Regions from separate parts of the Homo sapiens genome. Here all the other regions are linked to region 3. A link is a contact called in ENCODE Hi-C data. All regions are on one chromosome and are shown on one strand. The core of a region is the stretch at or near the end of the contact, and the rest is flanking DNA. Distances in the headings are between cores, read along the strand shown.

The links. A loop is a pair of places that touch in the nucleus more often than their neighbours do. Pooled maps may share reads with other maps.
Region 1: a loop to region 3 is called in a map with no recorded cell type, with 4 times the contacts of the local background. The contact joins the promoter of TMT1A here to the enhancer-like site in region 3. A Hi-C loop is called at or near these places in 4 of 37 single-sample maps with no recorded cell type and 4 of 50 pooled maps.
Region 2: a loop to region 3 is called in a map with no recorded cell type, with 2.7 times the contacts of the local background. The contact joins the promoter of ITGB7 here to the enhancer-like site in region 3. A Hi-C loop is called at or near these places in 2 of 37 single-sample maps with no recorded cell type and 3 of 50 pooled maps.

The regions. Positions count from the first base shown.
Region 1 is chr12:50,923,583-50,927,513 of GRCh38, forward strand. TMT1A (thiol methyltransferase 1A) reads left to right here and starts at 1,433. Exons shown (of 2, transcript NM_014033.4): 1 at 1,433-1,954. The coding sequence starts at 1,457. RefSeq lists enhancers at 547-756, 1,770-2,313.
Region 2 is chr12:53,205,205-53,209,368 of GRCh38, forward strand. ITGB7 (integrin subunit beta 7) reads right to left here and starts at 2,047. Exons shown (of 16, transcript NM_000889.3): 1 at 1,998-2,047. RefSeq lists an enhancer at 87-176.
Region 3 is chr12:51,975,047-51,979,544 of GRCh38, forward strand. ACVR1B (activin A receptor type 1B) reads left to right here. Exons shown (of 9, transcript NM_004302.5): 2 at 219-458; 3 at 1,281-1,529. Among named protein-coding and RNA genes, the nearest start is that of ACVR1B, 26 kb to the left of the region's middle. Within about 2 kb of position 2,630, at least 3 of the 41 ENCODE cell types and tissues checked have a DNase peak (open chromatin) inside an H3K27ac peak, as active enhancers do.

The DNA of each region.
Region 1 (3,931 bases), core at 183-2,682, 1.1 Mb before region 3:
GCCCAGATTCGGGCTTTCTTGTAAAAAGCGGATGGATGCTTGAAACTATTTTCTGAATCCCTTTGGCTCCCAAATGTGAATATTCTGGGAAATATTTTTATCCAAATTAGCTGAGTAATCGAGTAGTTAGGCACATTTTGAAGACTGAGGCTTGTCCTTTAAAAGAAGGGCAGCCCACAAACTGACTTCCTTGAGCCAAAAATTGTTTTAAAAGGGGAAGTACAGCCCAAAACAGTGATTTTAAAATATCAACAAAAAGAGTCAAATTCTGTAAAATATTTAAAGAGATTTATTCTGAGCCAAATATGAGTGACCATGTCCTGTGACACAGCCCTCGGGAAATCCTGAGAACATGTGCCCAAGGTGGTCAGGGTACAGCTTGGTTTTCTACATTTTAGGGAGACATGAGGCTTCAATCAAATACATTTAAGAAATACATTGGTTCAGTCCAGAAAGGCAGGACAACCCGACGCGAGGCAGGGAGCTTCCAGGTTATAGGTACGTTTTAAATTTTTCTGGTTGACAATTGGTTGAGTTTATCTAAAGACCTGGGATCAATAGAAAGGAAATGTCTGGGTTGCAATAAGAGTTGTGGAGACTGAAGTTTTATTATGCAGATGAAGCCTCCAAGTAGCAGGCTTCAGAGAGAATAGATTGTAAATGTACTTAAGGTCTGCGTTGATGTGAATGCCGGCTTGAGGTATAATGAGGCATATCTGACCCCCACTTCCCCTCATGGCCTGAAACAATCTCTCAAGTTAAATTTTAAAAGCGCCCTGGCCAAGGAGAAAGTCCATTCAGATGGTTAGAGGCCTTAGAACATTATTTTTGGTTTACAAAAACGTTGAGTTGTGAACACTGAGAGCCTCTGCCCAGAATGTAAAAGAGAGAATTCTTGCTGACTGTGGCCGGGCATGCATGTCCTTTCACTTCCTTTTTTTTTTTTTAAAAAAAAAAAAAAAAAAAAAAAAAACAGGGTTTGGGCGGGGGAAGTAAGGGGGATGTGTTATGATAAAGGGGCCTTGGCAGCACTCTTCTGGTGTGGTTTGACCAGGCTCCACCCACGAATTCTGTTTTCTTTTAGAGGTCACTGGAGAGCCCGGTGGGGTGTAAGTACACTGCGCTTATAAAACTCTAGCAGGAAGCTAGCAGCTGTCTCCAAACCCAGAGAAGGGGAAACAGGAATCGATTAGGAATAAAGGATTATAATCCACTTTCCTTCTGAGGAAAAGCTGGGAACCTTCTCATTTTGCCTTATGAAAACTAAGCTGAATCGACTGCTGCCAAACATCTATTAGGCAAAATTGGCCTCTTGCCCATGATTTGACTTTCCAGCACAGCCAGTTCTTTTTCTCCTCTGCAGCTGATTGGCTCTGGAGTGTGGCCAGAAGCCTCTCTCCTGCAATTAAAGGAGTCGGGTCTCTAACTGTTGATCTGTTTTTTTCCCTTCTGAGCAATGGAGCTTACCATCTTTATCCTGAGACTGGCCATTTACATCCTGACATTTCCCTTGTACCTGCTGAACTTTCTGGGCTTGTGGAGCTGGATATGCAAAAAATGGTTCCCCTACTTCTTGGTGAGGTTCACTGTGATATACAACGAACAGATGGCAAGCAAGAAGCGGGAGCTCTTCAGTAACCTGCAGGAGTTTGCGGGCCCCTCCGGGAAACTCTCCCTGCTGGAAGTGGGCTGTGGCACGGGGGCCAACTTCAAGTTCTACCCACCTGGGTGCAGGGTGACCTGTATTGACCCCAACCCCAACTTTGAGAAGTTTTTGATCAAGAGCATTGCAGAGAACCGACACCTGCAGTTTGAGCGCTTTGTGGTAGCTGCCGGGGAGAACATGCACCAGGTGGCTGATGGCTCTGTGGATGTGGTGGTCTGCACCCTGGTGCTGTGCTCTGTGAAGAACCAGGAGCGGATTCTCCGCGAGGTGTGCAGAGTGCTGAGACCGGTGAGTGAAAGGGTGTGAGGAGGACTAGTTAGTAGCAGCTATTATCATAGAGGGCAGGCCTGTCAATTTCAGGTGGCTGAAACATTTTAACATAAAAAGTAAACTACTAGAAAATACTGTAGAATTTTTTAAAATTTTAGCGTGGGAGAGAAGCTATAAAGAGAAAGATTGATAAATCTGAATATAAAAACTTAAAACTGCTATAAAGAAAAAACCTCCTGGCCGGGCACAGTGGTTCACGTCTGTAATCCCAGCATTTTGGGAGGCCAAGGCAGGCAGATCGCTTGAGGTCAGGAGTTCGAGACCAGACTGACCAATATGGTGAAACCCCATCTCTATTAAAAATACAAAAATTAGCCAGGCATGGTGGCAGGTGCCTGTAGGCAGGAGAATCGCTTGAACCTGGTGGGGCAGAGGTTAAAGTGAGCCAAGATTGCACCACAGCACTCCAGCCTAGGCAACAGAGTGAAACTCCATCTCAAAAAAAAAAAAAAAAAAAAAAAGAAAGAAAGAAAAAAAAGAATAAGAAAAAAAAACTCCCCAAAACAAAGTTAAACTACAAAACAAGCTTGGAAAAAATATTTGCCAGGGATGATAGACAAAGGGTTAACTTCCCTCATGTTAAAAGACATTACATGTCAATAAGATCAATATTTTTCAATAAGAAAAACAAAAGGGAAAATGGGCAAATAACAGGAACAGAAATGTAAACCAATTATAGGACAAAAGTGCTCAAACTTAAAGAGTTAATTAAAGGAGATACTAATTTTACCTATTATACTGTTAGGGACTTCTTTTAAGGTCAGTATAGGGTTGGGGTGGGTTTAGGGGACTGGACACCACCATACACATTAGAAGAGGTACCCTCTTTGGGTGGTATCTGATAATATCAAAATTTAAACCACACATACTCTTTTATCCACATGCAAAAACTTGTCCATACACAAGAATATTAAGTAGAATTTGTAATTGCACAAACTGGAAATAACTGAAATGTCTATCAATAGGATGCTATGTAAGTGAGTTGTCATATTGTATAAAGGAACACTGTGCAGCTGTCAGAAAGAACAAGAAGAGTTATCTGTGCTGATACTTAAAAATCCCCAAGGGATAATGTTTAATGAAAACAAAAAGCAATCAAGCCACAGAATGTTAGGTAGAGCGTAGGCCCACCACATGCCCATTGTGTGAGGCAGGGAGAGGAGATACATATATGTGTATAAGTTAATGGGAATGACAGACAAGTAACTATTAACAGTGGTTGCCTTTGGGGAATGGGATTGGATTCAGGGAAAGAATTACTTTTCATTTTAAACCTTTCCGTAAAGTCTGTAATTCTTTATACCTGTATGTAGTTTTCACATATTACCCTTATTATTTTTAGCTAGTTTAAAATCGTTTTATATTCTGAACAAAGTTGAAGATATGGATATCTTAACATTTGAATTTACTCTTCTGGGGGAAAGGCATGTTTTGTAATCCCCAGTTTTCATTTTTTGTTGAGACAGGGTTTCCCTCTGTCACCCAGGCTGGAGTGCAGTGGCATGATCACAGCTCACTGCAGCCTTGACCTGCTGGACTCAAGCAATCTTTCCGTCTCAGCCTCCCCACCCTCCCAGCAGCTGGGACTACAGGCATGCACCACCACACCCAGCTAGTTTTTGTATTTTTGTAGAGATGAGGTTTCGCCATGTTGCCCAGGCTGGTCTCAAACTCCTGGGCTCAAGTGGTCTGCCCACTTTGGCCTCTCAAAGTGTTGGGATTACAGGTGTGAGCCACCATGCCCAACCATCAGTTTTATTTTCTAATAGAGGAAGTTCCTCAGGAAGAAAAGAACTTGGAGATAGGGTTTAGGGAAAATCATACAATCCTGTCTTGGCTCAATATCAGAGTAGTAAATAAAAAAGGACTGATTCTTATACCCAAATGCTGGGTTCTTATATGCTAAGACTGGGCACCAACTGGCACATTAGTAGA
Region 2 (4,164 bases), core at 797-3,296, 1.2 Mb after region 3:
AGATAGGGTCTTGCTCTGTCACCCGGCTGTAGTGTACTGGTGCAATCATGGCTCACTGCTGCCTTGACCTTGCCGGCTCAATTGATCCTTCCACCTCAGCCTCCCGAGTAGCTGGTACTACAGGCGCATGCTACCATGTCTGGCTAATTATTTTTGTATTATTTTGCAGAGATGGGGCTTCCCCATGTTGCCCAGGCTGGTCTAGAACTCCTGAGCTCAAGCGACCCACCTGCCTCGGCCTCCCAAATTGCCGTGATTACAGGCGTGAGCCATCACCCCCAGCCAAATGTCATGTATTTATCATTTCACACGTCTGCAACTGAATCTGTAGGATAAATCCCTAGCAGAGGACGTGCAGGATAACTAGATAGGTATCATTTGTAATACTGGTGTGTATTTCATCTACATTCTCATGCTAAGAAATATATATATATAGGTGGGTATTGCCAACATAAACTCTTCAGGACTTGTACTGGTCCACATTCCCATCAGCAATGTATGAGAAAGGCCAACTAACTCCTTGTCATAAACCATTTGCATCTTCTTCAGCCTGGGCCCAGAGTCAGGTCCAGATACTCTGCACAGAGTGTGGGAAAGGGGTGGGGTGTTGAGTCCTTGAATGTCCTGGTCCTGCTCCCCACCACCTGTGACCTCAGGCGCCATATATAACGGAGCCTCCACCCCTCGGGGAGAGGCCAGTCCCAGCTCAGCCTCAGCGTAACCTCAGCCCTGCTTGCTCTGCATGCCTGTGGTCAGGGAGGCTGGAGATGCTGCAACCCAAAGCCGGGTTTTGACTCATCTCTCACAAGTGGAGCCCCGGCTGCCGCATAGGTTTTTCAGAGACCTTAGGCCCACTCATCTCCCCTTAAAGGGGGCCCTGGGACTTCCTGGACAGCCCTTTCCTACCTTTCTTTCCAATTATCCTCTCTTCTCCCCTCCTTGAGAATACATGTTCTGCCACCTATTTCTCTGTCTGCTTCTCTGTCTCTCTCTGGCTCCTTTCATTTCAAAACTTCTATTGCATCTCTCTGCTGCTTTTCTCTGCTCCACTTCTTCATAGGGCTATTTTACTTCCTTTTCCCCTCTGTTCCTAACTATAGAATGGCTGAATCTACTACTCCATCCCACTCTTTTTACAAATGGAAACCTAAATTCCATGAGGCCAGGGTCACCCAGTGAACTAGGGGCAGGGCAGGACAGGGCAGGGCCAGGCCTCTGCTGTGCTTTCTCCTTTCCTCCCTCCAACCCAGGCACTATCTCCATCAAAAGTTGTGTTCTCTCCCCACTAGCCCTGGTGGGCTCTGCCTAATCCCATTTCTCTTTCCTTAGGGGTATTCTGCAGTCTTCCCTTCTCTCTCTGGGACCAAGTGGTTATTTCCATTTTTCTGGACTCCATTCTGACTCCAGTACACACCCTGTGACCCCCCTCAGCAGCTGAGAAACAGAGCCTCTTCCAAACCCATCCCTACCTTCCAAATCAAGCAGAACCCTCTGCTGCCCACTGGGAGTCACAAGGAGGGGACGGAACTGAGCTGCTGGGCCTCAGTGTCCCAGGACAGTGGAGTCTGTGACCAAGGTGCCGATTAGGAAGAAGTCTGAGCTGAAGGCAGAGCATTAGGGATAGCAGCTGGGGGTGATGTTGGAAGAACCCTCCCTCAGTATAATCGGTATACCTGCCCTACTTCGGTATAGTCCTTGGCACATGGCAGGCACTCAGATGACAGCACTCATATACATCCCTGCCTCCAGACCCACTCATGGGAAACTGATGCAGGAGAGATTGGGCTTTTGGAGAGGTGGAGGTGGGGGTACTGTGAAACTGGAGGAGGGAACCAGGTCAGGGGATCTTAGGAATGCAGAAAGGAGTTCAGAGCCTTTCTCAAGTCTGGACAGGACCCTCGGTATCCAGGTCAGAGCCCTCTTCCCAAGAGGTTGGGACCAGGTGGGCCAGAGCTTGTAAGGAGAGGAGGCAGAAGGGCTGGTGCCCTGGTACTCACAGGTGCGTGCAGAGCAGTCCTTCCTCTGGCGGCAGCAGCAGCCTTTGTGTACTGATCTGGGAGACGGCAGAGGAGGAAGTGACACTCCCCAGGGTGGGGAAGATTTGGGGTTGGTGGGGGTGACTGATCTAGAAGGTGGTGCAGATAGGGGTGGGGCTGAGCCAAGGGAGTGGACAATACAGAGATCTGGAAGAAAGAAGCCCATTTATTGAACCCCTGTCATGTGTTGAACGTAACATATTACAATTAACCCTCACAACAATCTCATAAGATAGGGGTTAATATTCCCCCAAGCCCCAATTTTACAGATGCAGAGATTGAGGCTTGGAAGCAGGAAATAAAGAATTTTGCCCAAGGTCCCACAGCTAGTAAGTAGCTAGTCTAGGATTTAAAAAAAAAAAAGAAAAAAGATTTTTATTTTAAATTTTTATTATTTTATTTTTTTTATTTTAATTTAATTTAACTTTTGAGACAGGGTCTTGCTCTGTTTCCCAGGCACAATCTCAGCTCACTGTCCCATGGCACAATCTCAGCTCACTGCAAACTCCGCCTCCCAGGTTCAAGCGATTCTCCTGCCTCAGCCTCCCGAATAGCTGGGATTACAGGGGTGCACTACCATGCCCAGCAACGTTTTATATTCTTAATAGAGACGGGGTTTCACCATGTTGGCCAGGCTGGTCTCAAACTCTTGACCTCAATTGATCTGCCCACCTCGGCCTCCCAAAGTGCTGGGATTACAGGTGTGGGCCACCATGCCCAGCCTGTTTTTTATTTTTGAGACAGGGTCTTGCTGTGTTGCCCAGGCTGGTCTGTAACTCCTGGACTCAAGCAATCCTCCCACTTTGGCCTCCTGAGTAGCTGGGATTACAGGCACACTCGGCTGGTCTGGGATTTAAATCCAGGTCTGCCTGCCTCCAAAATTCATGATCTCTCCATTTACTTATATAGGAAGGAACATGATAGGAGGGAATAGGGGCAGTAAGTACTGTAGAGAGGCCAGAAATTACAGACTTGTTCATTTTGAAAACCCAGGATACATTATATAAGTGTGCTTGACTACATAGGCTCTGGAGCCAAGTTGCTAGAGTTCAAATCCTGGCTCTACTACTTACTAGTAGTAAGGAGCTTAGCTGAGTTACTTAAACCTGCCTGCAGCTGTTTTCTCATCTGTCCAGCAAGACTCACAGGATTGTCGTGAGAATTAAAAGAGATAATTCATATCAATTGCCTACAAGACTACCTGGCACATACTAAGTAAGGGCTTGATAAGAGAATTAGTAGGGATGAGAAGTAGCAGAGGTGAGAAGTGAAGAGGCTTTGAGAAATTCAAGGTCCACACAACTGGAAACTTGGAAGAGAGAGGCATAGGGCCAGGCTCAGAGCATGTGATTGGGGAACCAGGAGCCAACACAGTAGTGGATCCTGGGAAAGGGGTGGAGGAGGTGAACTGGGAGAAGCAGAGAGTGCAGGAACAACAGCTGAAGCCAAGGCAAGGATGAAGCCCGTAGGGAGAGCAGGAAAATATTAATGGGATTTGCTCCTGGCCCATACAGATCACTAAGAGCTTTGAGAGGGAACTAGACATGAGGTCTGTGTTCACAGGTCGATCTCCCCTACCAGAAGGAGCACTCCTTGTAGGCAGGGACTGGCTCTACAAGGCTTCCCTGCTGGAGCCACCACACCTAGCCAAGTGCCCATCTTATAGTAGGTGCTCAATAAATGTCAGATGGATTGCAGAGGTGTAGCTGCTAGGAGGGGACAATTGGAGAGGAGGGGCTCTTTCTCTGGGTGGGCTTGGCTGGCCTCAGGCTATGGGATAGCCAGGACCTATACCCTTCCCCCACAACCAGGGGTTACCACGGCAATGACCCTCCTTCCCCACAGGCCCTGTGGTTTCCTCTAGAGCTTCTTTCACTTTCTTCTTCTGCTTTCCGCCCTCCACTCTTCTCTCCCCTACTCCCACATCCTCAACTTTTTTGTCATAACCACAGGTCACCAATGAAGAGAGCCAGGAACAAGGTAGGCAAGGCACTGTCCCAGGGAAGGTAGGACACGGAGGAGGGGCTTGAGGGGAGTCACAGAGGGCGAAGGGAAGAGTACAGGGTGCAGCAGTAGAGGCCAAAGGCACTGCAAAGGCGTGTTGCAGAGGGAAGGCGTGTGGGAGCAA
Region 3 (4,498 bases), core at 1,380-3,879:
AGAGCACTTAGAGGATAATAGTGGAGCTTCAAAAGCCTTGTTTGTGAGCTAAATAAACAGGTGAAGTTGTGCTCAGTTAAGGATATCTTTTTGGCCCCATCTCTATAAAAACTGTTTTGGAACATCAAGTATGCTAAGGGATTATATTCTAAGTTTGGAAAAGGACCTGCAAAAGATCTCACCATTGATGTCAATGTCTGCTCCCCAATTTCCTGCAGCTCTGCTGTGTGCGTGCACCAGCTGCCTCCAGGCCAACTACACGTGTGAGACAGATGGGGCCTGCATGGTTTCCATTTTCAATCTGGATGGGATGGAGCACCATGTGCGCACCTGCATCCCCAAAGTGGAGCTGGTCCCTGCCGGGAAGCCCTTCTACTGCCTGAGCTCGGAGGACCTGCGCAACACCCACTGCTGCTACACTGACTACTGCAACAGGATCGACTTGAGGGTGCCCAGTGGTGAGTGCATGCCCTTGTTGGGCTAGTGGCTCAGCTTGGAGATAGGGTACCCCGTCATTTCATTTTTTTCTACTCTTGCCCACTCACTTGGTTTGACGATAAAGATGCCTTTTGGATGTTCCCGAAGGTGACAAAGGCTGGGGTTTCTCAGCAGTTGCTTTTGTAGATTAGAGGGTGAGGAAGCAGATTTTCAAGTTAGTCCCAGAGGTGCCCGCAGTGTTTAGAGTAGTGGCTTAGCAGCCATAGGCAGCGGTGAGGAGTGGAAGAACCAGGCAGGGATTCCCACGGGAGGATGTGGGACTGATCCAGAAAGAGATGGCCCCAGAGCCGAGCAAAGGTGACTCCTCAAGGGAGGATGATGGTTAGATGTGAGGAGGGACCAGAATAGGAAAAGGCCAGTGACCAAAGCCGAGAAACACCACATACCATCCTTTTGCAAGCCTACCATTCAGGAGGCATTACTGTGGAGCCCACAGGAAAAGGAGAGAAACTAAAGCAGAGCTTAGAGGAGCTGTGGGAAGTTAAAGGGCAGAAACAGGCATCTGTGTAGGGGCCTGAGGCGGGGATAGTACCACGAAATGCGTGAGGTGACAAAGTGGGTTGTGGGTTTGACTGTGGAAAGAGGTGCCTTAACTAAAGAAGTTGGGCATTTGAGAGCATCTAGGCAGCAAGACTAGCCCAGAAGATTAGAGAGATCAAGGGAGCCTGAACACATCGACAGGGAAAGGGGTCTTTTTCACTCTTCACTTTGAGGGGGGTGTTTTTACTCTTTCCCTTGTTTTTACTTCTCATTCTTTCCCTCTCCTCTCTCACTTGACTCAGGTCACCTCAAGGAGCCTGAGCACCCGTCCATGTGGGGCCCGGTGGAGCTGGTAGGCATCATCGCCGGCCCGGTGTTCCTCCTGTTCCTCATCATCATCATTGTTTTCCTTGTCATTAACTATCATCAGCGTGTCTATCACAACCGCCAGAGACTGGACATGGAAGATCCCTCATGTGAGATGTGTCTCTCCAAAGACAAGACGCTCCAGGATCTTGTCTACGATCTCTCCACCTCAGGGTCTGGCTCAGGTACCAAGTTCTTCAGGGCATCATGTCTGTGGTTGGCTTTCATCAGTTTCCCAGCAGGATAGAGTGCTTGTAGAGAAGGCTGGAGGCCCTGCATTTGTTTCTACCAGCATTGAGTCATTTGGTTTCCTAGTTCCCCTTCTTTTGGAGTCTGACGTGTAATAAGATAAGATAATGGGTTCACAGAAAATCTCTCATTCCGTGGGATTCCCAAGGTCTAGTACACAATTATCCACTACAGAAGTCCTGCCTCTCTAAGCTTTGCAACTGTACGTACATCTATTAAAATTCAGCTGGTCCCACCTGAGCAGTGGAGTGCTCAATTTCAGGGCCCCTTTTGAGAAACAGGAGTGTGCCAGATTCCTGTGAGGTGGTGACAGCTAATCATTGATCTCTGAGCAACCACAAGGGGAGTTTAAGGACATCCAGTAAAGCTTAGAGTTGGGATTTGGTGAATCATTGACTTGTACCAGTTGCCCAAGGGTTTTTGGTGGGGGTGAAAATAAAGGCAGTGTGGGCCTCCAGCATAGCATCAGCACTATTTCCTGTACTGCCTTTTGTTGACCAAGTCTTTCTCAGATGAGGGAAATGAACCAAACACTGGACCTTGGCATAAGACGAGAATTTAAGATAAAGGAGCTCGGGGTTGTTTAGGTCTCAGGGTATAGCTCAGCTAGCTATTAAATGTGAACATGAATGCAAAAGAATTTTTTTACTTACTTATTTATGTATTTATTTATTTAGAAACAGAGTCTTGCTCTGTTTCCCAGGCAGGAGTGCAGTGGCGCAATTTCCGCTCTCTGAAACCTCCACCTGCCTGGTTCAAGTGATTCTCCTGCCTCAGCCTCCTGAGTAGCTGGGATTACAGGAATGCGCCACCACAGCGACTAATTTTTGTATTTTTAGTAGAGACAAGGTTTCGCCACATCAGTCAGGCTGGTCTTGTGTTCTTGACCTCAAGTGATCCGCCTGCCTCGTAAAGAATTTTTTTAATGAAGATAAACCATTATTTTTGTGACAATGGTATTGCATTCCTTTTTTTTTTTTTTTTTTTTTGTTTTAAGATATGGTCTCGCTCTGTTGTTGCCCAGGCTGCAGTGCCATTGTGCAATCACAGCTGACTGCAGCCTTAACCTCCTGGGCTCAAGAGATCCTCCACCTTAGTCTCCTGAGTAGCTGAGATGTCAGGCATGTGCCACCAAGCCTGGCAATTTTTTTTTTTTTTTTTTTTTTTGTGGAAGGTTTCACTTTGTTGCCCAGGCTGGTCTCAAATTCTTGGCTTCAAGTCCATTCTTAAAAAAGAAAAAAAACATCCACAAAGATCACTGTTGCCATTCTAGCTAAAACGCAGAGGATCTTATTTGTGAGAACTTTGCGTGTTTTTATGTATGTTTCCTTGACGTGGGACAAGACTGTTGTTCTGTGGGGAAATTATGCCATCAGTCATGCCCAGACATTCTGCTTGACACGGGAGTACTTTGAGCTGTGACATCTCCTGAATTTCAGTGGCTTTGCTTTTATTAAGCTCTGCAGTAGAGAGCACCAAAATGATGGATATATTTAAAAGCTGCATATTTTTAGAAACAGCAAAAATCTAGGGCTTGTTCCTTGTTGAAAGAGGTAGGGCAGTGGTTAGAACCTCCTGGCTGACTGTGGGAATTGATTTGCTGCTAGAGGAGGGTAGATTGGGTTTTCCAAAGTCTTTTTAAGACCCAGACCAGCTGAAACAAGGGAAGGGCCATGGTAGTTGTTTAGTCGTCTGTGGTAAAATGGTTAATAACTATTTCCCTCTGAGTGGTTTAGTATATTCTTCATTCAGAATATGCAGAGCTTCCAAGGTGTTAGGTTTCTAATAATGTGGTTTTTAAAGTAGTAAGTCCATGCTGCTCATATGACTTTCAATTCATTTAAATAAGTATATACTGAATACCTTCTGGGTGATATGGTTTTAAACAGATTAGAAAGAGCCTGACCCGGCCAGGCGCGGTGGCTCACGCCTGTAATCCCAGCACTTTGGGAGGCTGAGGTGGGTGGATCATGAGGTCAGAGGAGATCCAGACCATCCTGGCTAACATGGTGAAACCCTGTCTCTACTAAAAATACAAAAAATTAGCCGGGCGTGGTGGCGGCGCCTGTAGTCCCAGGTACTCAAGAGGCTGAGGCAGGAGAATGGTGTGAACCTGGGAGGCGGAGCTTGCAGTGAGCCGAGATCACGCCACTGCACTCCAGCCTGGGCAACAGAGCGAGACTCCGTCTCAAAAAAAAAAAAAAAAAAAAGGCTGACCCAGGATTGGATCAGAGAGACAGGAATTGTTGGGAAGAGTCTCACAGAGGAGGGCACATTTAAAGGAGTCTTGAGGCCGGGCAGATCACATGAGGTCAAAAGTTTGAGACCAGCCTGACTAACATGGTGAAACCTCGTCTCTACTAAATACAAAAAATTAGCCGGGTGTAGTGGCACACGCCTATAATTCCAGCTACTTGGGAAGCTGAGGCAGGAGAATTGCTTGAACCCGGGAGGCAGAGGTTGCAGTGAGCCCAGATCATGCCATTGCACTCCAGCCTGGGCAGCAAGAGCAAAGCTCCGTCTCAAAAAAAAAAAAAAAAAAAAGGCCAGGCACGGTGGCTCACACCTGTAATCCCAGCACTTTGGGAGGCCGAGGCGGGTAGATCACCTCAGGTCAGGAGTTCGAGACCAGCCTGACCAACATGATGAAACCCCCATCTCTACTAAAAATACAAAAATTATCTGGGTGTGGTGGCGGGCACCTGTAATCCCAGCTACTCAGAAGGCTGAGGCAGGAGAATCACATGAACCTAGGAGGTGGAGGTTGCAGTGAGCCGAAATCATACCATTGCATTCCAGCCTGGGTGACAGAGCGAGACACCATCTCAAAAAAAAAAAAAAAAAGGAGTCTTGAAGAATGAGTTGGAATTTTTAAGAGAGGCGAGAGGGCAAAGAACATTCCAGG